Linked DNA regions of Homo sapiens: regions 1 and 3 are each linked to region 2. The links are chromatin loops, found by intact Hi-C in ENCODE. Cell type or tissue: B cell. All regions are shown on one strand. Links, peaks and the distances in the headings refer to the core of each region. The heading gives the core; the rest is flanking DNA. Region 1 holds the start of SPATA24 (spermatogenesis associated 24). Region 2 overlaps LOC124901083 (a long non-coding RNA gene). Region 3 holds the start of LOC124901082 (a long non-coding RNA gene).

What was found. Peaks named below come from ENCODE experiments on the same cell type or tissue, not always from the same donor. Only the 100,000 strongest peaks of a DNase experiment are listed, where the experiment ranks them.
Region 1: a loop joins it to region 2, with 5 times the contacts of the local background. A loop is called at or near these places in 7 of 110 quality-filtered maps.
Region 3: a loop joins it to region 2, with 12 times the contacts of the local background. A loop is called at or near these places in 106 of 110 quality-filtered maps.

What each region holds. Positions count from the first base shown.
Region 1 is chr5:139,399,375-139,409,436 of GRCh38, reverse strand. It overlaps SPATA24 (spermatogenesis associated 24), which reads left to right and starts at 5,348. Exons shown (of 6, transcript NM_194296.2): 1 at 5,348-5,493; 2 at 6,744-6,809; 3 at 7,392-7,522; 4 at 7,612-7,682. The coding sequence starts at 5,377. RefSeq lists enhancers at 4,838-5,410, 5,356-5,585, 5,411-5,984, 9,366-9,415, 9,826-10,045. In B cell, for the core only: no CTCF peak of the experiment used is centred there; DNase peaks (open chromatin) are centred at 1,726, 5,426, 6,316 and 6,506; H3K4me3 peaks cover 1,548 bases; H3K27ac peaks cover 3,392 bases.
Region 2 is chr5:139,512,041-139,522,102 of GRCh38, reverse strand. It overlaps LOC124901083 (a long non-coding RNA gene), which reads right to left. Exons shown (of 2, transcript XR_007058961.1): 2 at 9,169-10,062. Among named protein-coding and RNA genes, the nearest start is that of STING1, 34 kb to the right of the region's middle. In B cell, for the core only: CTCF peaks have their summits at 3,816, 4,015 (motif pointing left) and 8,314; DNase peaks (open chromatin) are centred at 3,992 and 8,382; H3K4me3 peaks cover 1,156 bases; H3K27ac peaks cover 1,040 bases.
Region 3 is chr5:139,415,977-139,425,883 of GRCh38, reverse strand. It overlaps DNAJC18 (DnaJ heat shock protein family (Hsp40) member C18), which reads left to right. Exons shown (of 8, transcript NM_152686.4): 5 at 770-879; 6 at 3,067-3,176; 7 at 5,659-5,831. LOC124901082 (a long non-coding RNA gene) reads right to left here and starts at 8,289. Exons shown (of 2, transcript XR_007058960.1): 1 at 8,168-8,289; 2 at 7,292-7,882. RefSeq lists a silencer at 3,373-3,522 and an enhancer at 5,548-6,053. In B cell, for the core only: a CTCF peak has its summit at 3,395; a DNase peak (open chromatin) is centred at 3,383.

The sequences.
Region 1 (10,062 bases), core at 1,017-9,016, 110 kb after region 2:
AAGTGCCAAAGTCAGCAACCCAAGCCAGGCACGGTTTTGCACACCTGTATCCCAGCTACCTCCAGAGGCTGAGGTGGGAGGATCACTTGAGGCCAGGACCTTGAGACCAGCCTGAGTGATATAGCAAGACCCCGTCTCTAACAATAAAATTAAAAAGTTGGCCAGGCACAGTGGCTCACACCTGTAACCCCAGCACTTTGGGAGGCTGAGGTGGGTGGATCACCTGAGGTCGGGAGTTTGAGACCAGCCTGACCAACATGGAGAAACCCCCATCTCTACTAAAAATACAAGAATTAGCCAGGCATGATGGCGGGTGTGTGTAATCCCAGCTATCAGGAGGCTGAGGCAGAAGAATCGCTTGAACCTGGGAGTCGGAGGTTGCAGTGAGCCGACATTGCACCATTGCACTCTAGTCTGGGCGACAGAGTAAGACTCCGTCTCAAAAAAAAAAAAATTAAAAAGTCAAAAACCCAGGAAACTTTGTGTGGTAGACTTAATTTGGCATCCCCTAATATTTATGCCTTTGTGTAGTCCCTTTTCTAATCGGGGCTGGCCTTTGACCTTTAACCAACAGAATGTGGCAAAACTGGCAGCTTCCATTTTTGTACTTGGAGGGAAGCCAGCTACCATGTAAATTCAACTACCTGAGACCACTACACTAACCAAAGGAGAAGCCATGCAGAAGAGAACCCAGCAACCAAGCTGACAGCAAGAACTGAGGACCCAAACACATAATTCAAGTTGAGCCATTTGTGTTACCCCAGATGATGGGCAGAGCAGAAATGTGCTGCCCCACCAAGTCCTGCTCAGTCTGCAGAATTGTGAGCAAATAATAAAATGATTGCAGCCATTTTTTTGCAGGTGCAGTGGCTCATGCCTGTAATCCCAACACTTTAGGATGCTGAGCCAGGCAGATGGCTTGAGCCCAGGAGTTCAAGACCAGCCTGGGCAACGTGATGAAACCCTGTCTCTACCGAAAAATATAAAAATTAGCTGCACACCTACAGTTCCAGCTACTAGGAAGGTTAAGGTGGGAGGATTGCTTGAGGCCAGGAGGCGGAGGTTGCAGTGAGCTGGGATCGCGCCACTGCGCTCCAGCCTGGGCGACAGTGTAAGACTCTGTCTTTAAAAAAAAAAAAAAAAAGTTGCTGTTTGAAGCCATTACATTTTATGGTGGTTTTTAGCAATAGACAGCCAAAACACCTTTTCCTTGTCCCCATATTCCCTTATTCCCTCTCTCTGTTAAGTTCCATCAATTTTACCTCCAGAATATCCTAAACCTACTCTCATCTCTGACACTATCTGACTCTCAAACTACCATCCACTTTCACTGCAGTAGCCTTCTCGGTTAAAGTGGTCTCTGTGCACTTACACAGCCCCACTCCAATCTGTATACCTCACTGCAACCAAAGAGATCTTTTCCAAGCATAAATTGGATCACGTCATCCTCTTGCTTAAAATATTTCAGTAGCTTTCTTTTGTCCCTAAAATAAAAATCACCAAAATCCTTAGCATGGCCTACCTTGCTTAGCAAGGCTCTGCCAAGTTCTTGGTCTCTACCCACTACCCAAGCCCCCTCTTGCCCTATAATCTTTTTCTTTTATGCCATGCTACCCTTTAATTACTACACTCTACCAGCCCCTTTTGCCCCAGGGACTTTGTATACACAAAGTATACACTGCTTCCTCTTTCTGGTATCCCTACCTACTCATCTGCCCCTACCCTCTTTGCTAAGTGCTTCCTAGTTACCTTAATAGGCTTCAGCTCAAACATCACTTCCTCACAGAAGCTTTCCCTTGCACAGAATCTTAGCCCCACCTGGCTAAGTTTCTCTTTAGATTTATCTGGTTGTTTGATTATTGTCTGACTTTTCCCACTAGACTAAGTTCCTGACTGGTTTTACCTGAAATGAACCTTGAAGGGAGTGGTGCCCCATCTGTCATAAGGATTTGCTCTAGAAGTGCAGCCCAAATTCTTTGACACTACTCCCATTGAAAGGTGGTGGGGTAGGGGGAGGAATCTGTGTGTCCTCCTCTGGAATCTAGACTCTGACTCCTTGACCAATAGAATACAGCAAAAATGACACTATGCCAGGTATCAGGCCCAGGCCTTAAGAAACTGGCATCTTCCATTTTCTGTCACTTTGAATGATTATCTTTAACCCAGTCTTCATGCTATCAGAAAGTCCAGGCAGCCTATGGAGAGGAACCAAGACCTTTGGTCCTCAGCCCTAGCAGAGCTCCCAGCTGACAGCACCAACTTGCCAGTCACGTGAGTGAGCCATGTTGGAACTGGAACTTCTAACTCCCCGTTGAACCATCCCAGTTCACACTGCATGGAGCAGAGATAAGCTTTCACCATTGAGCCTTGCCAAATTCCAGATTCATGAACAAAATGATTTTTTTCAATGACTTAAAAAAATTGGGGGGTGGTTTATTATGCACCAATAGATAACCAGAACATCAGCCAAAATGACAAGCCTGTGCAGAAAGGCAACCCTTCCCTGGCAGGATCACAGAGCTGTTTGTGATGTCATGTCATCCTGAGTCTCACTGAGTCCTGGTTGACCAGGAGCCCAAAGTGCCTTTCAACATATAGAGGAGTCTGTGGCAGTGCCCAACCAGGGTGACCACCCCTCATGTCCATGCCAGGAAGCAGGTGCAGACCTGGATCCAGGGTTCTCTCTTGTTCATAAGCTTCCACCCCCAGGTGGCTGCTGGAGCCTACTGCTCTCCAGGGTTTTGCCCCAAGTACGCAGAGAGCAGCCTGTTCCAGCTGGTGAAGGTGGATGTTGGATATCAAGGGACATCAAGCAGTGCCTCATGAAAGATCCTAGGGAGGAAGTGCAGTTCTTGGGGAAGGCTCAGGAATCACTGCCCCAGAAGAATGTGCAGCTTTGTGAAGGGTGATTCAGGTGAACATTCACATTTGGTACACCAAGTTCTGAGAGGGTCTGTGCTGAGGCACACAACCTACACAGTGCCCTCTAGGCACACACTTTCCAGTACAGTAGCCAGTAGCCACACATGGCCATTTAAACTAAAAATTTAAAAATTTTAAAGAGCCATGATTAAGGTGATCTTCAGAAAATAATAAAAAATTTAAAGCAATTTCTCAGTCACATGAGCTACGTTTCAACTGCTGAAGAGCCACATGTGGCTAGTGGCTATTGAATAGTGCAGCTGTAGAACATTTTCATCACTAGAAGTTCTATTGAACTGTATTGTTCTAGGCCCTTTAACAGAGGTCGGCCGGGCACAGTGGCTCACGCCTATAATCCCAGCACTGTGGGAGGCTAAGGTTGGCCGATCACCTGAGGTCAGGAGTTCGAGACCAGCCTAGCCAACATGGTGAAGCCCCGTCTCTACAAAAATACAAAAAAATCACCTGGGTATGATAGCAGCTGCCTGTAATCCCAGCTACTGGGGAGGCTGAGTTGGGAGAATCGCTCAAACCTGGGAGGCAGAGGTTGCAGTGAGCCAAGATTGCTCCACTGCACTCCAGCCTGGGCGACAGAGCAAGACTCCATCTCAAAAAAAAAAGAAAAGAAAAAAAGAAAAAAAAAAGAGAACATGGTGAAACCCTATCTCTACTAAAAATACAAAAAATTAGCCGGGCATGGTGGCGGGCGCCTGTAGTCCCAGCTGTTCGGGAAGCTGAAGCAGGAGAATGGTGTGAACCCCGGTTGGGGCAGAGCTTGCAGTGAGCCAAGATCGCACCACTGCACTCCACCCTGGGCATCAGAGCAAGACTCCGTCTCAAAAAAAAAAAAAAAAAAAAAGAGAGAGAGGTCAGCAGAGATGGCCTTGTCTCCAAGTCCATGAAAATAAACGCAAGAAACAAAACAAGGGCTCCCGCTGAGAGAACCACAGGGATGGCCAAGTTTGTCAGGCCCCCCGGGGGGTTTTGGGGAGCGGCTTGAATGACTTACCCTGAGCTTTCTGCCTCCTTTCATAGTCACTGGTAACTTTTTTTCCAAACTCCTTGTTAGTATAGTCATTTCCTACTTGGGGGTATCAAATTCCATAACTTCCACCCATGACGTGCAACACAAATGCAGCACAACATCCTGGTTAAGAACATGAACTCCAGGCCCAGCGCGGTGGCTCATGCCTGTAATCCCAGCACTTTGGGAGGCCGAGGCAGGCGGATCACCTGAGGTCAGGAGTTCGAGACCAGCCTGGCCAACATGGTGAAACCCCGTATCTACTAAAAATAAGAAAATTAGCCAGGCGTGGTGGCGGGCGCCTGTAATCCCAGCTACTTGGGAGGCTGAGGCAGAAGAATCCCTTAAACCCGGAAGGTGAAGTTTGCAGTGAGCCGAGATCACGTCCCTGCACTCCAGCCTGGGCGACAGAGCGAGACTACATCTCAAAAAACAAACAAACAAAAACACGGACCCTGGAACCAAACTGCCCATAGCAGAACTCCGTTCCACAACTTACTAGAGTGACCTTGGGCAAGTTATTCATTCTCATTCTCATAGAGCCTAGGTAAAAAGGGGCTGATAGGAGTTCCATGAGGGTCACATGAAATAATATAAACATAACGGTGCCACGAAATAGTGAACACAATATATATTCGCTCTGATGTTCTCCAAACCTAATCTTATTTGGGTTTCCAAGAAAAAAAAAAAAGCCTTCAATAGAGACTTGGTGAGTGTGCGTAATCACCGTATCCTTCCCTGACTTCATTTTACTAAACTCTCCTCCTTCAAGCCCTCTTCAGTCCTCCTAATCTCTTCAGGGTCCTCCTCCTCGGGTGGTGGCACATGACTCTAGTGCAGACTCTAGTGCCCAGAGCCTGGTATCAGAGTATGAAGACTTTGATCTCAGGTGTAGCCATTCTCATTTTTTATCTTCGTCTATCTTCCGTGCTTAGGCTTAGGACCCCTAAGTACTAAGTGTGTTCCAGGAGGCTGGAATCTCATACAATGGAGGAAATTTGGAGATTAGGATAAAGATTTGGAGAAAGAGGCATGAGAAGCTAAAGATGCAGGAGTTGCCTATGCTGGCTCTTGCTTCGTGGTCATGCAGTTTAACAGGCCCTGGGTGAAGGCTGAGGGCTGCTGTTTTGAGTGTTGCCTGCTCGCAGGCAAGGAAAGTACAAGCCGGGCCCTGCCGGCTTCTCAGGACTGCGTGAGAAACAGAAGACGCAATAAAAGCGCAATTTCCTGTAAACTTAAATGCCTTAAGGGTTGTCAGCAGTTTCCCCGCTCCAGGCGGCTCCTTTAAGAGGCGGCCCCTCGCCCCGCTAACATAGGAAGTCCCCGCCCCCCGTTGCCAGGGTGCTCTGTGGCGTCGCATTCTCATTGGTGGGCGACGGCGAGGATCACCCCCGAGGCAGCCATTTCCAACTAGCTGGCGGGGGCGGAAGATGGCGACGCCCCTCGGGTGGTCGAAGGCGGGGTCAGGATCTGTGTGTCTCGCTTTAGATCAACTGCGGGACGTGATTGAGTCTCAGGAGGAACTAATCCACCAGCTGAGGAACGTGGTATGCAGCCAGAGGAGTTTGGGGAGAGGCGGGGCCGGATGCCTCACTGGTGGGGGCGGGGCCAGAACCTGTTCCGATGCGGGGGCCGTGGCTAGAACGCATGGCCCATGGCGTCATCAGGAGGAGGCCGGGCTCAGTCGGTAGGGGTGGAGCCAAAAAGGGGCGGACCTTCCTGAACCAGGGAATTTTAACTAAAATCAAGCCATATTCTCCCTTCCGTTTGCCTGGTTGCTGCAAGAGCTGGTAGAGAGTCCCTGAGCCTCAGTTTCCCCATTTTCAGTGGAGATGACGTCACTGAGTTCCCATGGCCCTCCTGTGCAGGCAGAGAAACTGTCATCCCTTCTATTATGGACACCATTCCCGAGAGTCAAAGGCAGTGCCGTGTTGAATGCAGTAAGCGCAGATTTGGCCCTTGCCAGCGCTAACTTAGGGGCCTCCAAGAACTTTACATGCCTTAGCTTTTGCCTTCTCAATCAAACCCCAGCTAATGGGTGCAAAGCATTGCAGTCACAGATTACCTGGGTAGGCATGATAGAATCCTGGCCATCTGGAGTTCATGGTTTTTCTGGTTTTGTTTTCCTGTCTTGATAAGAAGGTTAGGATGTATCTCCATCTCAGAAATAAAACTGGCTTCACATCTACTTCTCATTCTAAGTTGTTCTTAGACAATTTCTTCCCTTCTGGGAAGTTGAATGTGGGGGAAAGGGGAGAGAGACCTGTCCTATTTGCTACCCTAATGCTCTCATTCAACAAAATATATGGAGCTCTAGGCACTGAATTGCCTTTGATTCCCTGAAGGTACCCAGGTCTTCCTCTTGGCAGCTGACCTTGGCATGTGTGTCCCCACCATCCAGAGTGCTTTTCTCTCTATCCCTCTTCTGGCCCACCCTATATAGCAGTCAGATCTCAGGTCTAACATCCCCTTCTCCGGAAGTGATTCTGACCCTTCCCCAGGCTGGGTTGGGGCCTCCTCTGAGCCCCAGATCCCCTTATGTCTCCCCATCAAGGCACACAACATGTTAGAAGTGCTAACTGTGGACTGCCTCCTCCATGAGACTGGCTGCTCCTTGAGGGCAGCACTTAGAGCTGAGTCTCAGTTTATCTGTGGAACTGAATTCTCCCTTCCCAAGGCCTCAGTCTCATCCTAGGTACCACGAGCATCATCCTGTTATCCGCTTTTGGTCCTGGTCCCTAGAGGGCGCCCCTTCTACTCCAGCCCCAGGCCCTCCCTCAGCCAGGCTCTGTTGCAGATGGTTCTCCAGGACGAAAATTTTGTCAGTAAAGAAGAGTTCCAGGCAGTGGAGAAGAAGCTGGTGGTAAGTAATGGCCTCTGCGGTCTCCTAATCTTCCCCCGTTTCCCAGGATCCCTGTGGTTAGGCAGGCTCATTAAGTATTAGCCTCTGATGGGTGCAGTGGCTCACAACTGTAGTCCCAGCTCTTTGGGAGGCCAAGGCGGGCAAATCACTTGAGGTCAGGAGTTCGAGACCAGCCTGGCCAACATGGTGAAACCCTGTCTCTACTAAAAATACAAAAAAATATATATATACATATATATATATTAGCCAAGCATGCGTGGTGGCAGGCGCCTGTAATCCCAGCTACTTGGGAGGCTGAGACAGGAGAATTGGCTTGAACCCAGGAGGTGGAGGTTGCACTGAGCTGAGATCATGCCACTGCACTCCAGCCTGTGCAACAGAGTGAGACTCTGTCTAAAAAAAAAAAGAAAAAAGAAAAAAGAAAGGTCGGCCTCTGAGAACCTCCAGCCCCTGTAGCAAGGTGGCCAGAATCTCCCTGTGCTCTGGCTTCTGTGTGTCCCTCTGAGAAGGGGGGCTGGTTAAGGGAGTCTAGGAGACCCAAGGCGGCCTAGGGTAATGAGGTGACTGCTGCTGCCCCTGCAGGAAGAGAAAGCTGCCCATGCCAAAACCAAGGTCCTCCTGGCCAAGGAAGAGGAGAAGTTACAGTTTGCCCTCGGAGAGGTAGAGGTGCTATCCAAGCAGCTGGAGAAAGAGAAGCTGGCCTTTGAAAAAGCGTGAGTGGGCCTCAGTACGGGGTGTGGGGTTTGGGGGATGCATCTGCTTGCTAGCCTGCCCACCCTCCCATCTTATCTTCCCCACCCAGGCTCTCCAGTGTCAAGAGCAAAGTCCTTCAGGAGTCCAGCAAGAAGGACCAGCTCATCACCAAGTGCAATGGTAGGCGGGAGGCCCGTGCTCTCCACCACGGTTATATAAACGGGCTCTTTCCTAACCACCCAGTGCCTGTGTCAAAGGCAGGGTTTCACTCTAACACCTGTCCCCAGCTGAGGATACAGGCAGGCCCGGGTGGGCCACACCTTCGAAAAGGCCTTAAGGGACCAGGCAGGCCACGGAAATGAGGGAAGCAGTCGGTGTACTATATTCTTCACCGCCATAAAGGAATGGGCTTGCTCCCATTTTTCCTGAAACATACAACCTTCTTAGTCCACCTTTTGTTTTCCCACTTTTGATGGGTTACTCCTAACTGATACAAGAGGAACACAGGGCAAGCACTGTCCTATTTGGGACCTGATCCTTAGTCTCAGGGTCAGGACTCAATAGGGAAGGATGCATGTGGTGACAGGGGGCTAGGATTGCCAGATCTTTAAAATGGAAACTAAGAGTTATTTTTATTTTTCTAAGACTGGGTGTCACTATGCTGCCCAGGCTGGTCTCAAATGCCTGGGCTCAAGTGATTCACCCACCTCAGCCTCTCAAGTAGCTGGGACTACAGGTGTGAGCCACCATGCCCAGTGAAACCAAGTTGTTTTATTTTTTTTGAGATGGAGTCTTGCTCTGTTGCCTAGGTTGGAGTGCGGTGGCACACGGCTCACTGCAACCTCCATCTCCTGGGTTCAAGTGATTCTTCTGCCGCAGCCTCCCGAGTAGCTAGGATTACAGGTGTGCACCACCATGCCCGGCTAATTTTTGTATTTTTAGTAGAGATGAGGTTTCACCATGTTGGTCAGGCTGGTCTCGAACTCCTGACCTCAGGTGATCCCCCACCTCAGCCTCCCAAAGTGCTGGGATTATAGGCGTGAGCCACCGCACCCAGCCAAAACCAAGTTTTAATGGAAGCTTTTCTGACTTTTTAGTGTTGGCAGTTGATTTTGAAATTTTAAAACTATCGTGTAGGCCAAGTAAAATATCTGTGGGCTGCCAGTTTTCAACTCTGCTCTGTGCAGATGCCTGGGGGCCACTTTTTTGGCTCAGTTGGTGCCATAAGTTGTGGGGCACCTTCTGAGTCAGCTACACATGCCCGTACACCTCAGGAGCCCCTTTCATTTCCCGGAATGCTAAACTCCCCTTACCCAGTTTAAGTATGGGCTGGGCGCGGTGGCTCATGCCTGTAATCCCAACACTTTGGGAGGCCAAGGCAAGCGGATCACATGAGGTCAGGAGTTCGAGACCAGCCTGGCCAACATGGTGAAACCCCATCTCTACTAAAAATACCAAAAATTACCCGGGCATAGTGGCGGGCACCTGTAATACCAGCTACTCAGGAGGCTGAGACAGGAGAACTGCTTGAACCCAGGAGGCAGAGGTTGCAGTGAGCCAGGATCATGCCATTGCGCTCCAGCCTGGGCAACAAAAGTGAAACTCTGTCTCAAAAAAAAAAAAAAAAAAAAAGTAGGTATGAATTCCAGGCACAACATCTGCTTTGTTCACTGCAGCAGATCTCCAGTAGGCCAGAGCCCAAGCGCAAGAGGTTCAAGGTCCTTACTGATGGGGCTCCCATGTGGAGCCTTGAGTACCCTGCCTTTCACCTGTTCAGCCTTCTCTCTCCCCTAGTGAGTGCTCTCACTGGGAAGATGGCAGCAGGCTGACATCTTGATCTGGCCAGGCAGGCTGACAGGTCTCATAGTAGTTTGGTCACTGGCTCCTGCCATGGCAGGGCGCAACAGGCAGTCACTGCCCCCATGCTCGAGACCATTGGTCCCCTCAGTCTTGCCCTCTCCCTGGGCATCCCCTTACTTCCCAAAAAAGAACCTGGGGTTCTTTCCTGGTAGGGCCAGAGACCTCCTTCCCCTAGGTCATTTCCTTCCAACAGAGATCAGTCAAGCTCACGGGGCTTTGGATCTGCTTGTTGGAAGGTGTGTGTGTCATGGGGACAGGTCCTGGCTGCCTCCCCCAGAATATTCTAAACCCCTCCTGTGGGACACAAGCCCTCCTGAGCCAGTCTGGTGATGTGAACCTCACCCTGGCCAGTGCCTCCCACCCCTACAAACTCCCCTTGTGTGGTTTCAGTTTGGTTTTTACACTTACATAGTTCTTTACTCTCAAAGGGATTTTCTAACCATTCTCTCACCATCGGGTGCCACAGGCTTTTATTTTCAAAGAGTCACACAAATTTCTAATTCTTTTTCCCAAACGAACTTCACAAGTAATTAATTCCACTTAGCTGGACGCCTGGGAAGGAGGTTCAACAGTCCTCGTCCCATGACCCGGTGAACTCATGTCTTCATTCTCTCCCTTCACCTGTCTCCTCTTTTCCATGCTGTGCCTTCACTTTTTACCAGGTCTTCTCTTTTGAAATCTTAAATGCTTAGACATTTCT
Region 2 (10,062 bases), core at 660-8,659:
AGGCTTCCAACCACTGCACTACATTGCCTACTCCTAGTTCACTTAACCCCGTTACAGCACGTCTCATGCCTTTTCCCCATGGTTTACTTGTCTCCCCCCATTAGACTGTGAGTCCTAAGAGAGAAAGGATGACGGGTTGGGTGCGGTGGCTCACGCCTGTAATCCCAGCACTTTGGGAGGCTGAGGCAGGTGGATCACCTGAGGTCAGGAGTTCGTGACCAACCCCGTCTCTACTAAAAACACAAAAATTAGCCCGGTGTGGTGGCGAGTGCCTGTAATTCCAGCTACTCGGGAGGCTGAGTCAGGAGAACTGCTTGAACCCGGAAGGTGGAGCTTGCGGTGAGCCGAGATCACGCCACTGCACTCTAGCCTGGGTGACAGAGAGAGACTCCATCTAAAAAAATAATAATTAAAAAAAAAAGAGAGAGAGAGAGAAAGGATGGCATTACTGCGGTACTGTATCTGCCCCGTATATCTGTCATCGGTTAGCCCAAGGTCTGGCACACATGTTGCTAAACACTAGGATTGAGATGGTTGGGAAGGGGTTTTCTATCCTGTGTCCCTCCCCTCTCTGAGGTTGGCCTAGTTGAGCGGAGGCTTTGGATGACCTGACTGGGAGACTGAAGGTCTTTGGGCATAGGCATGTGCATATTAGGTTACTGATAGGGTTCTGCTGGGATCTACATTTAGTCCTCACAGAGGCTGCCAGCTCAAACCCTCCATTAGCCTGCATTGCCCCTATCTGACTGGCCTCCTCACGTATACCTGCCTTTGATTTTCAGGGCACCTGATGCCAGTGGGCAGGTGATTAAGAGGCACCCATTCCCACAGCTGAAAATACTGCCCAAATGAGTGTGTGCAGTGCCTGCCCCCAAGAACCTATAAACCAGTTCTTTTTTTTTTTTTTTTTTCCTTTGGGCTGGCGGGGGAATGGAGTTTTGCTCTTGTTGCCCAGGCTAGAACACAATGGCGCGATCTCGGCTCACTGCAACCTCTGCCTCCCGGGTTCAAGCGATTCTCCTGCCTCAGCCTCCAGGGTAGCTAGAATTAAAGGCACCTCGCCCGGCTAATTTTTTTTTTTTTTTTTTGAGACAGAGTCTGGCTCTGTCGCCCAGGCTGGAGTGCAGTGACGCAATCTTGGTTCACTGCAAGCTCTGCTTCCTGGGTTCACGCCATTCTCCTGCCTCAGCCTCCGGAGTAGCTGGGACTACAGGTGCCTGCCACCACGCCTGGCTAATTTTCTGTATTTTTAGTAGAGACAGGGTTTCACCGTGTTAGCCAGGATGGTGTCGATCTCCTGACCTTGTGACCTGCCCACCTTGGCCTCCCAAGGCTAATTTTGTATTTTTAGTAGAGATGGGGTTTCTCCTTGTTGGTCAGGCTGGTCTTGAACTTCCGACCTCAGATGATCACTACAACCTCTGCCTCCCAGGTTCAAGCAATTCTTGTGCCTCATCCTCCTGAGTAGCTGGGATTACAGGTGTGAGCCACCACGCCTGGCTAATTTTTGTATTTTTAGTAGAGATGGGGTTTTGCCATGTTGGCCAGGCTGGTGCTGAACTCCTGACCTCAAGTGATCCGCCCTCCTCGGCCTCCCAAAGTGCTGGGATTAAAGGTGTGAGCCACCACATCTGGTCAAGAACTTATAAGTCAGTTCTATCTGGATGCCTGACCTGGTTCCTGGGAGGTGGCCTCCTCGGGGCTTGGACACCTTAGAGAGGTGGGGGAAGTTCTCTTTTTTATTTTTTTTATTTTTTATTTTTATTTCTATTTTTTTTGAGACGGAGTCTCGCTCTGTCGCCCAGGCTGGAGTGTGGTGGCACAATCTCAGCTCACTGCAAGCTCCGCCTCCCGGGTTCATGCCATTCTCCTGTCTCAGCCTCCTGAGTAGCTGGGACTACAGGTGCCCGCCACCACGCCCAGCTAATTTTTTTGCATTTTTAGTAGAGACGGGATTTCACCTTGTCAGCCAGGATGGTCTCGTTCTCCTGACCTCGTGATTCACCCACCTCAGCCTCCCAAAGTGCTGGGATTACCGGCGTGAGCCACTGCACCCGGACTCTTTTTATTTTTACTTAAAAATAAACAGTGAGTCTCACTCTGTCACCCAGGCTGGAGTGCAGTGGTGTGATCATATCTCAGTGCAGCCTCGACCTCCTGGGCTCAAGCGATTCTCCCACCTCAGCCTCCCAAGTAGCTGAAATTATAGGCGCACACCACTACTATTTTTGTAGAGACAGCCCAGACTGTTATGTTGCCCAGACTGGCCTCAAACTCTTGGGCTCAAGTGATCCTCCTACCTCAGCTCAAAGTGCTGGGATTACAGGTATGAGCCACCACACCTTTCTGGGAGCTCCCTTCCTTTTCTCTTTCCTCATCCTCTTCCCATCCAATATCCCAGCTCACTCACCTCCCCAGCCATCTACCACCAACACACCCTACCCAGAAGAAGGACTATTATTGTCCTTAAAAGTCAGCATAGAGTGCTCAAGAATATCTATAATAATGACATAGTGTCCCTTAGTGTTTCCATTTTGTTACTGGTAAAAGAAGCAGCCGGGTGCAGTGGCTCACACCTGTAATCCCAGCACTTTGGGAGGCCGAGGTGGGCAGATCACGACGTCAGGAGATCGAGACCACCCTGGCCAACATGATGAAACCCCATCTCCACTAAAAATACAAAAATTAGCTGGGCATAGTGGTGGACACCTGTAGTCCCAGCTACTCGGGAGGCTGAGGCAGGAGAATTGCTTGAACCCAGGAGGTGGAGGTTGCAGTGAGCTGAGATCACGCCTTTGCACTCAAGCCTGGACGACAGAGCGAGACTCCATCTCAAAAAAAAAAAAAAAAAAAAGAAGCAGCAGCAGCAAAGATGTTCTGGGCATCTTAAAACTTTGGGATCATTATGGGGGAGGTGGTGCAGGTGGTATGTGTGATAGGAATGCTTTTATGTTGGGTCTCAAAATGTGAGGAGTGTTTAGGCAGGTAGAAAAGGTGGCAAAGGAGTGTTCAGGCCAAAGCCTGTGATAAAGCACACAAAGGACGTGGGAGATGACAAGAAACGAGACTGAAAGGGTTGTGCATGCCAAGCTAAACGTGTGGACTGATCCTGAGGGCAGTCAGAAGCCACTGAAGAGTTTGGGGCCAGTGAGTACATTCCAGCAACAGAGAGAAGTGTTAAAATAGCTGATGTTGGCCGGGGACAGTGGCTCATGCCTGTAATCCCAGTGCTTTGGGAAGCCGAGGTGGGAGGATCGCTTGAGTCCAGTAGTTCAAGACCATTTAGAGAGACCCCAACTCTACAAAAAAAATGAACAAAAGTAGCCAGTCGTGGTGGCATGCAACTGTGGTCCCAGCTACTCCAGAGGCTGAGGAGGAAGAATGGCTTGAGCCCAGGCAATTGAGGCTCAAGTGGGCCAAGATCATGCCACTGCACTCCAGCCTGGGCTCCAACCAGTTTCAAGAAAACAAACAAACAAACAAAAAAACGCTGATGCTCACTGAGCCTCTGCTTAGTACTGAAAAAGATGATTTCGTTTAGTCCTTCCAACACTCTTCCAGGGTTGTTAGTATTATTTCCATTGCATTGTAAGGGAAACTGGGGTATGAGATTGTTTTCTCAAGGTCACCGCTAGGAGTTGGTCCTGGATCCTCTTCCTGTCATCATCCTGTTGGTCTGAGAGAGGGTAGGGGTCAGGGAAGGGCTCTGAGACGATGAGAAGACAGGACGGACAACCAGACGCCATGCCCGTCTGGTTGAGGGGGAGGATGGCAGCGCTCTCGAGGGTGAAGCACAGGTTTCTGACTCGGGCTCCTGGGAGGAGCGGGCAAAGGCGTGGAGATGTGAGCCACAGGCGCCAGCCAGTGGTCCCAGGTCCGAGGCAGGACCTGCCGCCCGAGAGGCGTGGGAGCCGCACGGAGCAGCCGCCGCCTGCCTCTCTTGTCCTACTCTGGCGCGAGTCCATCCGGGCGGCGCGGCTGCTGAGAGCAGCGCCCTCTAGCGGAGGCCGGGCCTTGGCCCCGGGCCGGATGAAGTCACCGGCCGGAGGCATGCCGGGAACTGCGCCGCCGCGGCAGTCTTCACCCGCTGGGGGTGGTCTGGGCGCAGCTGCGGCCTGGCCTGTAGGGTCTCTGTCCAAACTGCGAGCCAGTGCACGCGCGAGTGTAGGGCCTCCTGACACATCACCGGGAGCTCTGCGGTACCTTCTCCTGCCTCCCGCGGCCACGGTGGTCTCAGACCCCTTAGATCCCACATTGGATCCCTTCCACCTGTCCTCACACTCCTCCGGCTTCTCTTACCACATTTTGGCCCTTCGACACCCTCGTGCTCCCCGCCTCATGCCTCATATCTCCGGGCCAGTATTTCATCGGGTCACCTCCACATCCCACTCGCTTCTCTCTGTCCCAACTGCCTGTGTCTTCATTCATGCCAACATCGACTCCAGGCTGGATGGCCACACCAGTTACCACCAGTCCGGCTCTTCAACCCATTTTTTGCCCTGCAGCTGGAGGAAGGAAATTTATTTATTTATTTTATTTATTTATTTATTTATTTTTTTGAGACGGAGTCTCGCTCTGTCGCCCAGGCTGGAGTGCAGTAGCACTGTCTCGGCTCACTGCAACATCTGCCTCCCGGGTTCAAGCGATTCTGAGGAAGGGTATTTGTAAAGATAATGTTGTTCCTAGGATTGATGATCTTCAGCAGCCTTCCTTTCATATAAAGATCAAACTTCTCGGTCTGACCCACCAGCCTTTGAGGCCTGGACCCTGCACCCTCCAGCCCATCTTTCACAAAGCCTCCCTCTGGGTGGATCCACAGTCATCTGCATCAACATCACTGGTGGAGCTTGTTTAATACACAGATTCTGGGTCCCTGTGCCAGACCCATCAAATCAGAATCCCTGGGAGTGGCACGCATTTTCACCAGGTTTCCTTAGTTGAGACCCGCTTCTTGCAGCTCCGGAAAAATTACAGGGTTACTGTAATCCCAGCACTTTGGGAGGCGGAGGTGGGCGGATCTCTTGAGGTCAGGCGTTCGAGACCAGCCTGGCCAACATGGTGAAACCCCGTCTCTACTAAAAATACAAAAAATTAGTTCGGCATGGTGGCAGACGCCTGTAATCCCAGCTACTTTGGAGGCTGAGGCAGGAGAATCACTTGAATCCGGGAGGTGGAGGTTGCAGTGAGCCGAGATTGCGCCACTGCACTCCAGCCTGGGCGACGAGTGAGTGAGACTCTGTCTCAAAAACAAAACAAAACAAAAAAAAACAAAAAACCCCAAAAAGCCAAAAACAGGGTTATCTTCCCTCCTAGCCTGTACACAGCACAGGAGGTGTAGTTTCCCCCTACTCAGACACTACACCTCCTCTGCTTCCTTCACATTGAGATTACAGGTCATCCCTCTCCTGCTCTCCTGAAGCCCCAGGCTTACTCCTAAAACAGTGCTTAAGTGGAGTTTTGCCTGTCTGCTTCTTTGTCCCCCAGTCAGAATGTAAACTCCTTATGGCAAGGGTTGTGTCTGTCTTGTTCACAGAGCAATGTGCCTGGCACAGAGAAGGGGATCAATAAATATGTGTTAAGTATTGAATTAATGAATATCTGGACATATTCCAAGCTTGAGACAATTCTAGCACCTGGCATCTGGTGAGAGAGAAGAGGAACTAGAATAAGCCATCCCTGGGGTGGAGGAGAAGAAGTGATTGGGGAGTATCGGGCCCTTCCAGTCCCCCTCCAGCTGTCACCCACAGGGGTCTAGTTTAAGGATGTATCTCCTCCCAAGGATGCCAAGGAGAACCTGTGTGCATATATCAACTTTCTTCTCTGTGGTCTCTGTGGACCTCTTGACCCATCTCTACCGCTCTACTGGGGCGTTGAGTCCTACCTGTACTATCCAGGGCAGCTAGCAGTGGCATCTTTTTTTTTGTTTGTTTGTTTTTTTGAGATGGAGTTTCACTCTTGTTGCCCAGGCTGGAGTGCAATGGTGCGATCTCAGCTCACTGCAACCTCTGCCTCCCAGGTTCAAGTGATTCTCCTGCCTCAGCCACCCAAGCAACTGGGATTACAGGTGTGCGCCACCATGCCCGGGTAATTTTTTTTATTTTTAGTAGAGGCAAGGTTTCGTCATGTTGGCCAGGCTGGTCTCGAACTCCTGACCTCAGGTGATCCACCTGCCTCAGCCTCCCAAAGTGCTGGGATTACAGGTATGAGCCACTGCGCCCAGCTTCAGATGGCATCTTTGTACTCCAGCAGTACCTTGTCTCTCTGATTTTTGACCCATCAGAGAAATCCCAAGCCCAGTCTAGATAAATAAGCCATTACAGCCTCAAGAAAGCCAGGTTCAGACAGCAGGGCCAGTCCCTGCCCAGCCTGTAGGAAACCAGCCAGCTGATGCTGCCTAGAGCCAACACAGACCACGCTATACCCTGTGTTCTGGTCCTTCTCTGGATACAGAGTCAAGGAACTCTGACCCTGACCTCAAGTACGTTTCTCCCCATTTAATTGGGAGTTGTGGGAAGGATTTAAATTGAGCCTTAATTAGAATAAACATGATCATCGCAGCTGTGGTTCTTTTTTTTTAATTTTTTTGAGACAGAGTTTCGCTCCTGTTGCCCAGGTTCAAGCGATTCTCCTGCCTCAGCCTCCCGAGTAGCTGGGATTACAGGCATGTGCCACCATGCCCGGCTAATTTTGTATTTTTAGTAGAGACGGGGTTTCTCCATGTTGGTCAGACTTGTCTCGAACTCCCGACCTCAGGTGATCCACCCGCCTCAGCCTCCTATAGTGCTGGGATGGGATTACAGGCGTGAGCCACCGCGCCTGGCCGGTTCTTTCTTTCTTTCTTTTTCTTTTTTTTGAGACAGTCTTTTTTTTTTTTTTTTTTTTTTTGAGACGGAGTCTCGCTCTGTCGCCCAGGCCAGACTGCGGACTGCAGTGGCGCAATCTCGGCTCACTGCAACCTCTGCCTCCTGGGTTCAAGGAATTCTCCTGACTCAGCCTTTCGAGTAGCTGGGATTACAGGCGTGTGCCACCACACCTGAGCAATTTTTTGTATTTTTAGTAGAGACAGGGTTTCACCATGTTGGCCAGGCTGGTGTTGAACTCCCGACCTCAAGTGATCCGCCTGCCTCGGCCTCCCAAAGTGCTGGGATTACAGGTGTGAGCCACCGCGCCTGGCATTTTTTTTTTTTTTTTTGAGATGGAGTCTCACACTGTTGCCCAGGCTGGAGTACAGTGGCGTGATCTCAGCTCACTGCAACCTCTGCCTCCTGGGTTCAAGCTATTCTCCTGCCTCAGCTTCCTGAGTAGCTGGGATTACAGGCATGTGCCATCATGCCCAGCTGATCTTTCCGTATTTTGGTAGAGATGGGGTTTCACCACTTTGGCCAGGCTGGTTTTGAACTCCTGACCTCAGGTGATTCATCTGCCTCATCCTCCCAAAGTGCTGAGATTACAGGTTTGAACCACAGCGCCTGACTGCAGCTGTAGTTCTTACTGGATGCTGACCATGTGTCAAATACTGTTCTATACACTTGACACATAGTCTCTTTCACACTTCAAACAATCCCTCTGCAGATTAGGAAACTGAGGCCCAGAGAGGTTAAGCCAGCCCATACACTTGAAGGGATGGGTGTAAAGCAGAGTGATTGAGAGGAGGGAGCCTGGGTGAGTTGGGAGGGATGCACACTTGGTGCAGCCCACAGATCCTCGGCTTTTTGGCTGGAAGGAAAGGTGCATGCCGGGCGGAGTCAGTGGTGATGTTAACGCTCCCTGCCTGCCAGGCTAGGGTGCTTGTGCTTGCTCCTCCAGGCTCCACACCAACTGTTTTCTTCTGTGTTTCTATCTTAGGTGACCAGTGCTACGGCTTAATGAATTGGAGCTGGGAGTCCTGGCTCTGGAACCTTAGGCAGGCTCCTGCCCTCTCTTGGCCTCAGTGTCCTCTCTCTGAAAGGAGTGTTGCTCAGGCACTTCCAACCCAGCCCACGGGTCTCTCTATTCATAGCTTCAGAGCATGATTAAGCTCAGATGCAGAAGCAGCTTTAATTAACATCAGCCTTTTCCCAAAATAGCCCCTCCCCTGCCTCACAGGTGCCCTAGAACACAGGACAGGCACAGACAAGGGAGGTAAGAGAGAGCAGAGGCCCTTCTGTCTGCACAACCCTGAGCAGATGAATTTCTGGCCTTCTCATGCAGTCTTGGTTCATTGCCCTGGTGGGTCTCCAGGCTAAAGAGAGAGTATCTATTCCTCCTTTTCCTCTTTCTAGTCTGTATTCATTCATTCATCCCTCAAAGGGGAGAGCCTTCTCTTTGCCAGGCCTGGGATACAGCCATGAACCAGATAGACAGCTGTCTCTCTCCTTGTCCAACTGGCCACCAGGTGTCACCAGTGCCAGTCACATGGCCTCTTGCAGGCCTGAGAAGTGATGGGCTGGGATGGGGAAGTATGGATGAGTGAACCTGGCCAGCTCTGCTCAGCCAGCCTAAATTCCAGTTGGGCACGGTGGCTCACACCTGTAATCCCAGCACTCTGGGAGGCCAAGGCAGGCAGATCACTTGAGTCCAGGAGTTTGAGACCAGCCTGGCCAACATGCTGAAACCCCGTCTCTATTAAAAATAGAAAAATTAGCCTGGCACGGTGGCACGTGCCTGTAGTCCCAGCTACTCGGGAGCCTGAGGCACAATAATTGCTTGAACCTGGTAGGTGGAGGTTGCAGTGAGCTGAGATCGGGCCACTGCACTCCAGTCTGGGCGACAGAGTGAGACTCTGTCTCAAAAAAACTGAAAAAAGCAAAAACAAACGAAAAAACCAAATTCCTCAAGTGGAAAAAAAATCTATCTCCTCAATCCTCCCTCGCCATAAAGATACATTCATGGCTTCCTCAACAGCCCAGCTGGCGTGGGACCTTGGGAATTCACAACCTCTGTCCAGTCTGGAATTCTTTCTGCAGACTGTTCCTCATAGAGAGCCCACTAGCCTTCTTGTAAACCCCTTTGGTGACCACAGCTCACTACTTCACAATGCAATCTATGTTATTAGAAGGTTCTTCCTGATTTAAAACAAAAATTTGACATTCACTTTGACTTGTCCTACTTCTGCCATCTGTGTTCATAAAGAGGAAGGCTCTTCTGCCAAACCTGGCCCTGCAGGCAGTTTAAGGGATTGTTCCGGTATCCTGAGTTTGTTCATTTATTTGTTTGTTCACTTATTTGTTTGTTCACTCATTCATGACTCTATACAGAGCATTTGCTGTGTGCCAGGCCTTGGGGCCATAGCAGAGAATAAATAAGGTTGAAGCCTGTCCTCCTGTGGTTTATAGTCTGTCCAAGAAGCCAACAACCAAACCAACAGTAATAATAACACATGGACATGGCCAAATAGGAAAGATGTGGGTGGACCTGGAACAGGAGGCAAGGCCCTCACCCACATGGGGACTGGGAAGACTTCCTGGGGCCATTTCCCTGTGGTTAGGCAGAAGGTGAGCAACTTCCATGAAGTTCAAAGTTTCAAGAAAAACGGAGGGTTTTGCTGATGCTCTGAGCTTAGTCTGCTCACTGGAAAATGCAGCATCATGGGAAGGGATGGCGTGTTTGGAGGATGGAAGAGGGATGGAAAGAGCCATCTAAGCAGTGAGAGAGAGTACGGAGTGTCTGGAGGCAGACAAGGCCCAGTCTTGCGGGAGCACACAAGGGAGGAAGAAGCTATTGTGTCCGGAATTGGTTCCTTCTGGTGGGTTCTTGGTCTCACTGACTTCAAGAATGAAGCTGCAGACCCTTGCAGTGAGTGTTACAGTTCTTAAAGATGGTGTGTCTGGAGTTTGTTCCTTCAGATGTTCAGATGTGTCTGGAGTTTCTTCCTTCTGGTGGGTTTGTGGTCTTGCTGACTTCAGGAGTGAAGCTGTGATCCATTGCAGTGAATGTTACAGCTCTTAAAGGTGGTTCATCTGGAGTTTTTCATTCCTCCAGATGGGTTCGTGGTCTCGCTGACTTCAGGAGTGAAGCCACAGACCTTCCCAGTGAGTGTTACAGCTGTTAAAGGTGGCACGTCCGGAGTTGGTTGTTCCTCCC
Region 3 (9,907 bases), core at 1-8,000, 96 kb after region 2:
ATAAGTAACAAAATGCCTATTATTGTTGTGTAAAATAGCACTTACAAAGATAGAAGATAGGAAAGTACCCCCCAGCAAGTTGGAAGTTGGTATAATTCAATGCCCAGGAAGTAAATTGAATTTTATGAGTTGCTATTAAAAGATACCAGTGACACAATATGGTATTGGGCACGGAAGCAGACGTGAACATGCCAGATAGGATTCACGGCCCTAATGCTCTCTCTCTTCTAGCCTTTCGGGGTTCTCTCTCACTAGTTGCAAAGGACTATTTAAATGAAGTCAGGAGAGCTCAGCACGCTTTAGCTCCAGCTGGTTCACTTGGCTTGCCTATTGTCTTATTTTTCTACTGGGTAAAATAGGCCAATACTCTATCCTTAACAAACCTAGCTGGGAACAAGGACCTTGAAAAAGGCAAGGAAGGGTCAGGCGCGGTAGCTTACGCCTGTAATCCCAACACTTTGGGAGGCCAAGGTAGGTGGATCACTTGAGTTCAAGAGTTCGAGACCAGCCTGGCCAACATGGTGAAACCCCATCTCTACTAAAAATACAAAAGTTAGCCAGGCATGGTGGCGGGTGCCTGTAATCCCAGCTACTGAGGATGCTGAGGCAGGAGAATCGCTTGAACCCAGGAAGCAGAGGTTGCAGTGAGCCGAGATCACCCCATTGCACTCCAGTCTGGGTAACAGAGCAAAACTCCATCTCCAAAAAAAAAAGAAAAAGGCAGGGAAGGAGTGTTTGCCATATCCCATACCATGTATTTCTTTTCCAGGAAATATTCATATGTTTTCAAATGTGACAGATGACACTTACTATTACCGTCGACGGCACCGACATGAGAGGACACAGACTCAGAAGGAGGAGGAAGAAGAGAAACCTCAGGTACCTAGGGAGGGAGGAGCACTGCTGCCCATAAACAGTTGTACTTGGCCAACCTTGATGGTACATGGTCAAGTTTTAGAAGTTGAACCTGAGATATGTTGCTTTAGGAAAGATGTGCTTTAGGAAAGCAAAAGCAATGGTTAGAAGAGCTGGAAAATTGGCCTAAATAGGCAGAATGGTATCCCCTCCCTCTGCCCATTCTTGGGTGGCTCTCCCAGAATCTCAGCAATCTGTGGGGCTGACTTCATCAAGGCTTTTTTTTTTTTTTTTTTTTTTTTTTTTTTTTTGAGAGAGGGTCTCACTGTCACTCAGGCCGGAGTACAATAGTAGAAACACAGCTCACTACAGCCTCAAACTCCAGGGCTCAACCAATCCTCCCACCTCAGCCTCTCATGTAGCTGGGACTATAGGTGCGTGCCACCATGCCCAGCTCATTTTTTGTAGAGATTATTTCTCACCATGTTTCCCAGGCTGGTCACAAACTCCTGGGCTCAAGTGATCCTCCTGCCTTGGCTTCCCAAAGTGCTAGGATTACAGGCATGAGCCACCGCTCCGGCTTCATAATTTTCTTGGCTGCAGAAAATAGGAATCCTCTTCAAAATATTTAGAACTAAAGGGGGTTTAAGGTAAGGGATCAAAAGAGTCTCATGAAGCTCAAGGACAAGAAGCACAGCTGGGCCTCATGACAGACAGGAACAAGGAACTGGGATACTGTCAGGCTCCCAAGCAGCTGTGCTCTGCAGGACTCTTTGGGCCCAGATTGTCTCCAGTTTTCCTGCCACTCTTTGCCTCTGTTTTGTTTTCACCAAGCAGCTTTGCTTGTTCTACTTCCCCTTGCAAATAGCCAGTCTACAGTGCCTGAGAGTGTGTGTTCTTCCTTAAAGTGATGACCCAGAAGTGAAGGGTGATGAGTTTCAACCCCAAATTCCTAGGAGAGAAAACGTGATTACCTCTGCCAGAGTTGGATGTCCCCTGAGTCCAATCAGCTGTGGCCAAGCATGATGCTAACCTGGCTCCTAGAGCCCCACTACTGTAAGAGGCACAGTCTGGGCAGGTTTACCTAGAGATGTTTGCTTCATTGGTCTTATTAATGGGGCTGCAGGGGGATTACTGGGTGTCAATCCAGGTTGTTGTTGGACCTCCTTCAGCCTGCTCAGCAGAGAGAGTAAAGGTTATTTGGTATAGATTGAGTATCCCTTATCTGAAGTAAATTGGACCAGTAGTATTTCAGATTTCAGATTTTTTTTTTTTTTTGGATTTTGGAAATTTGCATTATACCATTATATATTTGACAATTCCTAATCTGAAAATCTGAGGCTGGGTGCTATGGCTCACACCTGTAATCCTAACACTTTGGGGGAACTGAGGCAGGAGAATTGCTTGAGCCTAGGAGTTTGAGATTAGCCTGGGCAACATGGCAAGACCTTGTCTCTACAAAAATTTAAAAATTAGCTGGACACGGTGGTGTGCACCTGTGGTCCCAGCTTCTCAGGAGGCTGAGGCGAGAGAATCATCAGAACCCAGGAGGTCAAGGCTGCAGTGAGCCATGTTTGTGTCACTGTACTCTAGCCTGGGTGACAGAGCAAGACCATGTCTCAGAAAAAAAAAAAAAAAGGAAATCCAAAATGCTCCAATGAGCATTTCCTTTAAGTGTCATCCTGGTACTCAAAAAGTTCTAGATTTTGGAGCATTTGTGATTTTGAATTTTCTGATTAGGACTGCCCAACCTGTACTTCTCAGCTGAAAGTACAGCCTTCCCAGAAAAGCCTGGGGCTTTGTGGATCCTCCTATGCAGTGCATTGATAATTTGTTATTTTCTTTGGAGCAACTATCTTATTTTCAATAAGCTTTATATTGATAAAGAACACTTACAGGCCAGGCGCAGTGGCTCACACCTGTAATCCCAGCACTCTGGGAGGCCGAGGTGGGCAGATCACGAGGTCAGGAGATCGAGACCATCCTGGCTGCGGTGAAACCCTGTCTCTACTAAAAATACAAAAACTAAGCCGGGCGTGGTGGCGGGTGCCTGTAGTCCCAGCTACTCGGGAGGCTGAGGCAGGAGAATGGCGTGAACCCGAGAGGCGGAGCTTGCAGTGAGCCGAGATCGCACCACTGCACTCCAGCCTGGGCGACAGAAAAAAAAAAAAGAACACTTACAGCAAGTTTTTATTTTTTTTTCTTTTTCAGACTACATATTCTGCATTTATTCAGCTACTTCCAGTTCTTGTGATTGTGATTATATCTGTCATTACTCAGCTGCTGGCTACTAATCCCCCATATAGTCTGTTCTATAAATCGTAAGTCTGGTATTTCTAAATCTTTCTCAGTAACAGTCTGGGGGTGAAAGACTTGAAGGTTTTGCTGATACATTACTAACATTTCATTTCACCTTTTGCTGTAGAAAACACCGATTTGATGTTTAAAGGAACAGCTGGGTAGTCATGGTGCTGAGACTCAAAAATACTGAGGCAGTCTCCTGTGTGCCTCGGGAAATAGATTGTCTTGTTCTATAGTGACATCATCTGGTCAGCTGCAGAACAGCAGTAACTGGTTTTTGAAGGATCAGTAGAATTTAAGGTTTAGATGAACTCATTATCACACCATGGTAGAGTTAGAAAGACTCTGTTAAGCTGTTGATAGGATTGCTGGACCCTGTGGGTCTCGGAGCATAGTATTAATAATGGGGATCAAGTGATTATTTTCAATTTTTTTGTTTTTGTTGAAAATAGAGAAATTCCTTGTAATGCTTTTTGCGTATAGATTATAAACTCTGATAGGATTTTTAAAAATTTCTTCAATTAATTCTTTCAGTTGATTCAGTTCCCAAAGTTTGGTCCCCAGACCAGCCATCGTCAGCATCAACAGGCAACATGTTAGAAAGGCAGATTCTAGGGCCCCTCCATATCCATTGAATTAGAGGCTCTGGGGGTAGGACCAGAAGTCTGAGTTTTAAAAAACCCTCTAGATTATTCTGGTCCACACTGAAGTTTGAGAATCACTAGATTATCTTTTTTGTTAATAATGAATAATAAATTATTATTCATTATTATAATTTAGTGGGAAAAAAACCTTTTAAAAGTAGAATTTATTAGACAATATATAACAGGAAGAGTCTTTGTCAGTGATCACTGTAGACAAGACCATCATTCCAGGTCAATCCAGGTCAGTATTTCCTTTTTTGTTTGTTTTTGTTTTTTGAGACAGAGTCTCACTCTGTCGCCTGGGCTGGAGTGCAGTGGTGCAATCTGGGCTCACTTCAACCTCCACATCCCTGGTTCAAGGAATTCATGTGCCTCAGCCTCCTGAGTAGCTGGAATTACAGGCGGCACGCACCACCACACCCGGATAATTTTTATATTTTAGTAGAGACAGGGTTTCACTATGTTGGCCAGGCTGGTCTCAAACTCCTAACCTCAGGTGATCTGCCCACCTTGGCCTCCCAAAGTGCTGGGATTACAGGCATGAGCCATCGCGCCCGGCTAGTATTTTCCTTTTACAGAGAGCGAAGCTGAGGCTGAAAGAGAGGTTTCTTTTTATTGTTTTTGTTTTCGAAGCAGTCTTGCTCTGTCACCCAGGCTCCCAGGCTGAAGTGCAGTGGTGCAATCTTGGCTCACTGTAATCCCCTTCTCCCAGGTTCAAGCGATTCTCATGCCTCAGCCTCCTGAGTAGCTGGGATTATAAGCATGTGCCACCACACCTGGCTAATTTTTGTATTTTTTAGTAGAGACTGGGTTTCACCATGTTGGCTGGGCTGGTCTCGAACGCCTGACCTCCACCTTTCTTGGCCTCCCAAAGTGCTGGGATTACCGTCATGAGCCACTGCACCTAGCCTTCATAGAGAGGTTTTTGCCATCAGGCCACACTGGCCTGATTCCCTCTGTTTCCCAGCTTCTCATGTTTTTCCATATGGCACTTTAGCTTTCTTTCTTGTGAGGCCAGCGGGGTAAGCACGGACCTGCTCTGTAAGCTCCCCCAAAACCTTAGAGTGAGGGGAGAGCAGTCATGGCTTCAGCTCTTACTCTAATTAGAGAGGATCAAAGGAGAGGGCCGGAAAAAGGCCAAATAAAATATAGCCCCTTTAATGTAGAATTTGTCCAGTTTGAAGAAAACCATTTCTGTCACATTGTTTTAACTTGAGTTTGAGGTCCCTTCTATGTTTCCTTATGGTTAGAATTAGTCAGCTCAGTACTCTTATTAATGTTGCTAAGCACCAGATACCTTTGGATGTCTTGGACCCACAGAGAGTTAGCTCTAAAGCATCATTGAAATCTTTTGTCTGAGTTTCTTGCAGTTCTCAGTTAGCAGCTATGTGCGAAGTACTTTTTATCATGTCCAAAATATTGCTTCTAGGTTGGTGTGAGCTATCTGTTTTTTTTGTAAATAATTTGCTATATAACATAATCAGTTCATTCAACCAGCATTTATAATAGCCTACTCTGTCAGGTACCATACTAGATCCTACACAACGTAAAAATTGTTTGTTTTAAGCATTCAGCATTCTACTTTTAGCACAGAGAGCAGTATAAGAGAGGTGAGTCCTTTAAGAGAATAAACTATGCTGAAGCTGAATTCATAGTATGAACTTGCTTACATAATACAATTATGATGATGTTATACTTACAACTTTGCTAGGGAAATAAGAAGTGTTGGGTATATTAGAAAATGATATCTGCCTCTGCTCTATGAGCAGATGATGATGATGATATCTGTGAGGGCAGTGCTAAGAGTAATATTGCCAAATATTATGAGCTCACATGAGCCTCTCTCTCCTTGTTTCAGGACCTTGGGCTACACCATTTCTAGAGAAACTCAGAACCTGCAGGTGCCTTACTTTGTGGATAAAAACTTTGACAAGGCCTACAGAGGAGCTTCTCTGCATGACTTGGAGAAAACAATAGAGAAGGATTACATTGATTATATCCAGACTAGTTGTTGGAAGGAGAAACAACAAAGTAAGATACTGTAAAAGGGGCATTAGCTGGTGGCTGTGGTTCCCAGCAGGAGGCACCCCCAGCCTCCTGATCCCTCCTCTCTTCTTGTTTGAGGCTACGCATGTTTATGTGAACAGAGTCAGAGGACAAAGGCCATTCAGGATACTATAAAAAAGTAGGGGAAATTTATTGACAGGATACATGTGGCCAGGACTTGGAAATCTTAGGAATTTAGGCGGCACTAGTCACCTGTCTGTATGTCTGTCTCTCTTTGAGTCTCTACCTCTCTCTGCCAATCTGCCCCCTCTCCTCTCCCCACCAGCTGCCTTCCTTTCTTTCTTCCAGCTTCCCTTTTGCATAACCTTGTTTGCCATGGTTTACAGTGGTTGCCACCCTGCTTATCACTCTCTCAAATTCCCCAGTCTCACCAGTCAGTGCCCCTTTCTGCAGCACACACGTCTGTAAGTTCTTGGTGCTCGCTGATTTGGTCCACAGTTTCCCAATTCCACACTCCCTAGAGGGAAATCTGATCGAGCCAGCCTAACTTTTTGAAACAGAACAAAGGTTTAGAGGTTTCTGGTATGGAATGAGGTGTCCCCTACCCTCACCTCCAGCTGGTTGTGGCCACACAGAACAAAAGCGACCCCTTGGGTCTGCCCCTTTGGGTGTGGCAGGCCTTCCCCCCTATTTCCCTCTCTGGAGACAGTGGGGATGATAGCATCTGCCACTGGCTTACAGCTCCAGCAAGTGTTACTAGGAGTGTCTGCAGCAGGGGTAGCCCCGTCTCAGCCAACAGCTTCACCTTTGGTCCCACTTGAATTCTACACACACATACCGCGTTAGTGACTGTGTCTTCTAAAACTTGGTTTTGATTATTTTTATTTTCTTTTTTATTTTTCAGGAGGTACCCTTTTAACTGAAGTTTTGGCTCATGTTTAAAAAGCAAATTCTGACTCATTTCTAAAGCCTTATTACTGAGTATCATTAAATACCTAATGGAGTCTGATAAAATTAGCTCTTCAGTCACAGTGCTGCTAAGCCCTCATTGACCATCACACACTCCCAACCCCGCCCTCAAGTTAAGCTCTCCTTCCTCTGTGTTCTTAAAGCACTTTGTTCAGCCTGCTAACATAGTACCAATCACACAGTGTTAGAGTTCCAGGGATATATGTCAGTCTCCCCTGCAAGACTATGGACTGTCTGGGAATAAGAACTTGGTCTTACTAATTTTGTGTCCCAGGGTTCTGGCACAGTCCTTGCTTCAGAACAAGTGCTCAACAAATGTCTTTTGAAGAGAGGATTCTCAGGAGTAGAAAACAATGAAAATGCTGAGGATTGTGAATAACAACAGCAGGGTTAGTGTCCTAGCTCACCCTTAGGGACCTGGTCTCTGCCCCCTATTTCTGTACGGCAAAGTCCTAATGTTCTCTCAAGGTGCATTAGGAAGTTGGTGAGCAATGACTCTGGGATATAAGAGGAAATTAAACAGGAAGAGGAAATTCCAATTTATTGAAAAACACTGAGGATTCAGGAAATACTCTACCCCATTGCTAAACTAGATTTTACAAGAATCAAAAATCAGGAAAGAATTTTAGAGCAGGATAAAGGCCTCATATTAAAAGGCAGTATATAGGCCAGGCATGGTAGCTCATGCCTATAGTCCTAGCACTTTGGGAGGCCGAGGCAGGAGGATCACTTGAGTCCAGGAGTTTGAGACCAGCCTGGGAACCCCATCTCTAGAAAAAGTATAAAAATAAGCCAGGTGTGGCAGCACATGCCTGTGGTTTCAGCTACTCAGGAGGTCGAGCCTGGGAGATCAAGGCTGCAGTGAGCTGTGATCACTCCACTGCACTCCAGCCTGGGCCACAGAGCGAGATCCTGTCTCAATAAAAAGGCAGTATATACATGGATCCAAATCAGGTGAAAGCCAGTGTATGTCCTGAAAATCCCCATTGTCTGGGTCCTGGGAGGGCTTTGACTTTGTTGCTTTCTGCAAGAACTGGATGAAAATCTGCATTTCACATTCTTCAAACACCCGCCTGCCCCACATCTTCCTCTGTGGCAGTAAGATGCTGGAATTATACAAAGAGCTCATGGTAAGGATTGCACCAGAGGTAGTTTCTCAGCTTTTGTCCCCATCCCCATGAGGCCTAGTTCAGAGCTTCGGCACTCTCCAGGTATAAATAAAAATCCAGTGAGTGGCCAGGTGTGGTGGCTCATGCCTGTAATCCCAGCACTTTGGGAGGCCAAGGAGGATGGATCACCTGAGGTCCGGAGTTCGAGACCAACCTGGCCAACATGGCGAAACCCCTTCTCTACTAAAAATACAAAAATTAGCTGGGTGTGGTGGTGCGCACCTGTAATTCCAGCTACTTGGGAGGCTGAGGCAGGAGAATCTCTTGAACCCGGGAGGCGGAGGTTGCAGTCTGCTGAGATCGTGCCACTGCACTTCAGCCTGGGTGACAGAGCGAGACTCCATCTAAAAAAAAAAAAAAAAAAAAAAAATCCAGTGAGTAAGCATGATGCGTGTACCCACAAGTTCCAAATGGCAGTTATCAGCACAAACCCCTTAAAAATCTATTTCTGGCATTTAAGTACAGCGGCTATGCAGAGCCTCCACACAACCCAAGTGCCATTTGAGAACAAGCAGCATCTGCCCTCCGAATCCAGCAGCAAGTGCAGCCAACAAGGTTAAATTTAGCACTTGGAGGTTGTAAAAATAAACCCACTTGAGAACAAAGTTCACTCTTGGCAAAATACCAAATGCAAACTGTTTTTAGCAAGGTTAGCCATTGACTTTTTAAATCTTTGTTTGGTTCATTTATTTTTCTCTGCTCTTCCTTAGAATGTTTAATCTGGGTGAAAATTTTTTTTTTTTTTTTTTTTGACAGAGTCTCGCTCTCTCGCTCAGGCTGGAGTGCAGTCATGCAATCTCGGCGCACTGCAACCTCCACCTCCCAGGTTCAAGCGATTCTCCTGCCTCAGCCTCCTGAGTAGTTGGGACTATAGGTGCATGCCACCGTGCCTGGCTAATTTTTGTAGTTTTTAGTAGAGACGGGGTTTCAAGGATGTTGGTCAGGCTGGTCTCGAACTCCTGACCTCAGGTAATCCGCCCACCTCGGCCTCCGAAGTGCTGGGATTACAGGCGTGAGCCACCACACCCGGCCAATCTGGGCAAACCTTTATGAGTAATCCCTTACTATAAACACTAATTGTCCTGTTTACTTCTTCGCAGCTGCATCTAGATAGTAAGCCTGATGCCAGGGCAAGTGGCCACACCACTAGGCTGGGCTGGACGAAGGTAGCAGGCAGGAACTGCCTCTTGGCCTAGCTGAGCTGAGCTGAGCTCCTGGCCCAGACTGGTAGAGGAGCACTTCTTTCCACACCCTTGAGCAGGATAACCTAGTGGGTAGAAGCTTAGGCTTTGAAATGGGGATAGAATCCACTTCCTCCTAGAGAGGTTGTGTGGGTTATGGAAGATGGTATGGGTGTAACTCTTAGCACAGTGTCTGGCACATAGAAAGTGCCTAATTTCTGGTGGAGTCCTGGCTTTACCTGGCTTTGCACTGTAGACTGGATGTAGCACCATCTCATGGGGCTGGATCATGAGGGCAGTTGGGATCTGTTGCGGTCTTTCAGCTGTTGAGACCAATCTGGGCTCTTTTGCAGAGAACCTTAGGAGAGGTTCTGGGTCTTGCTTCTCTTGGCAATTTGCCTGAGTCAGTTTATCTTTAAGGCTCAATGCTCTGTCCATCTGTTACAGTGGCATTCAGAGGAAGGGGAACTTTCTGCTAAGAAGAAAAGGTATTCTCTGGAACCTGCCACTCCCCAAAATTTTTTTTAATTACTTAGAATTTATTGAATATTAACAGAATTTGTCAAAAGTAGCATATTCTTCAAGTTGACCCTTTGTTCATTGAAGGATGAAAGGATTCACTGGCAGTTTGGAGAGAAGTTGCTTTAAGCTTGGTAGTGGGGATGTGGGACATGATTCCTTGAAACACTGACCTTGTACAAGGTCATTGCTCTGGAGCAGGGGTCTCTGAGCTGGTTTCAGTGAACTTTATGAAAAGCAATGTGATATTTTGAGAAAAGCA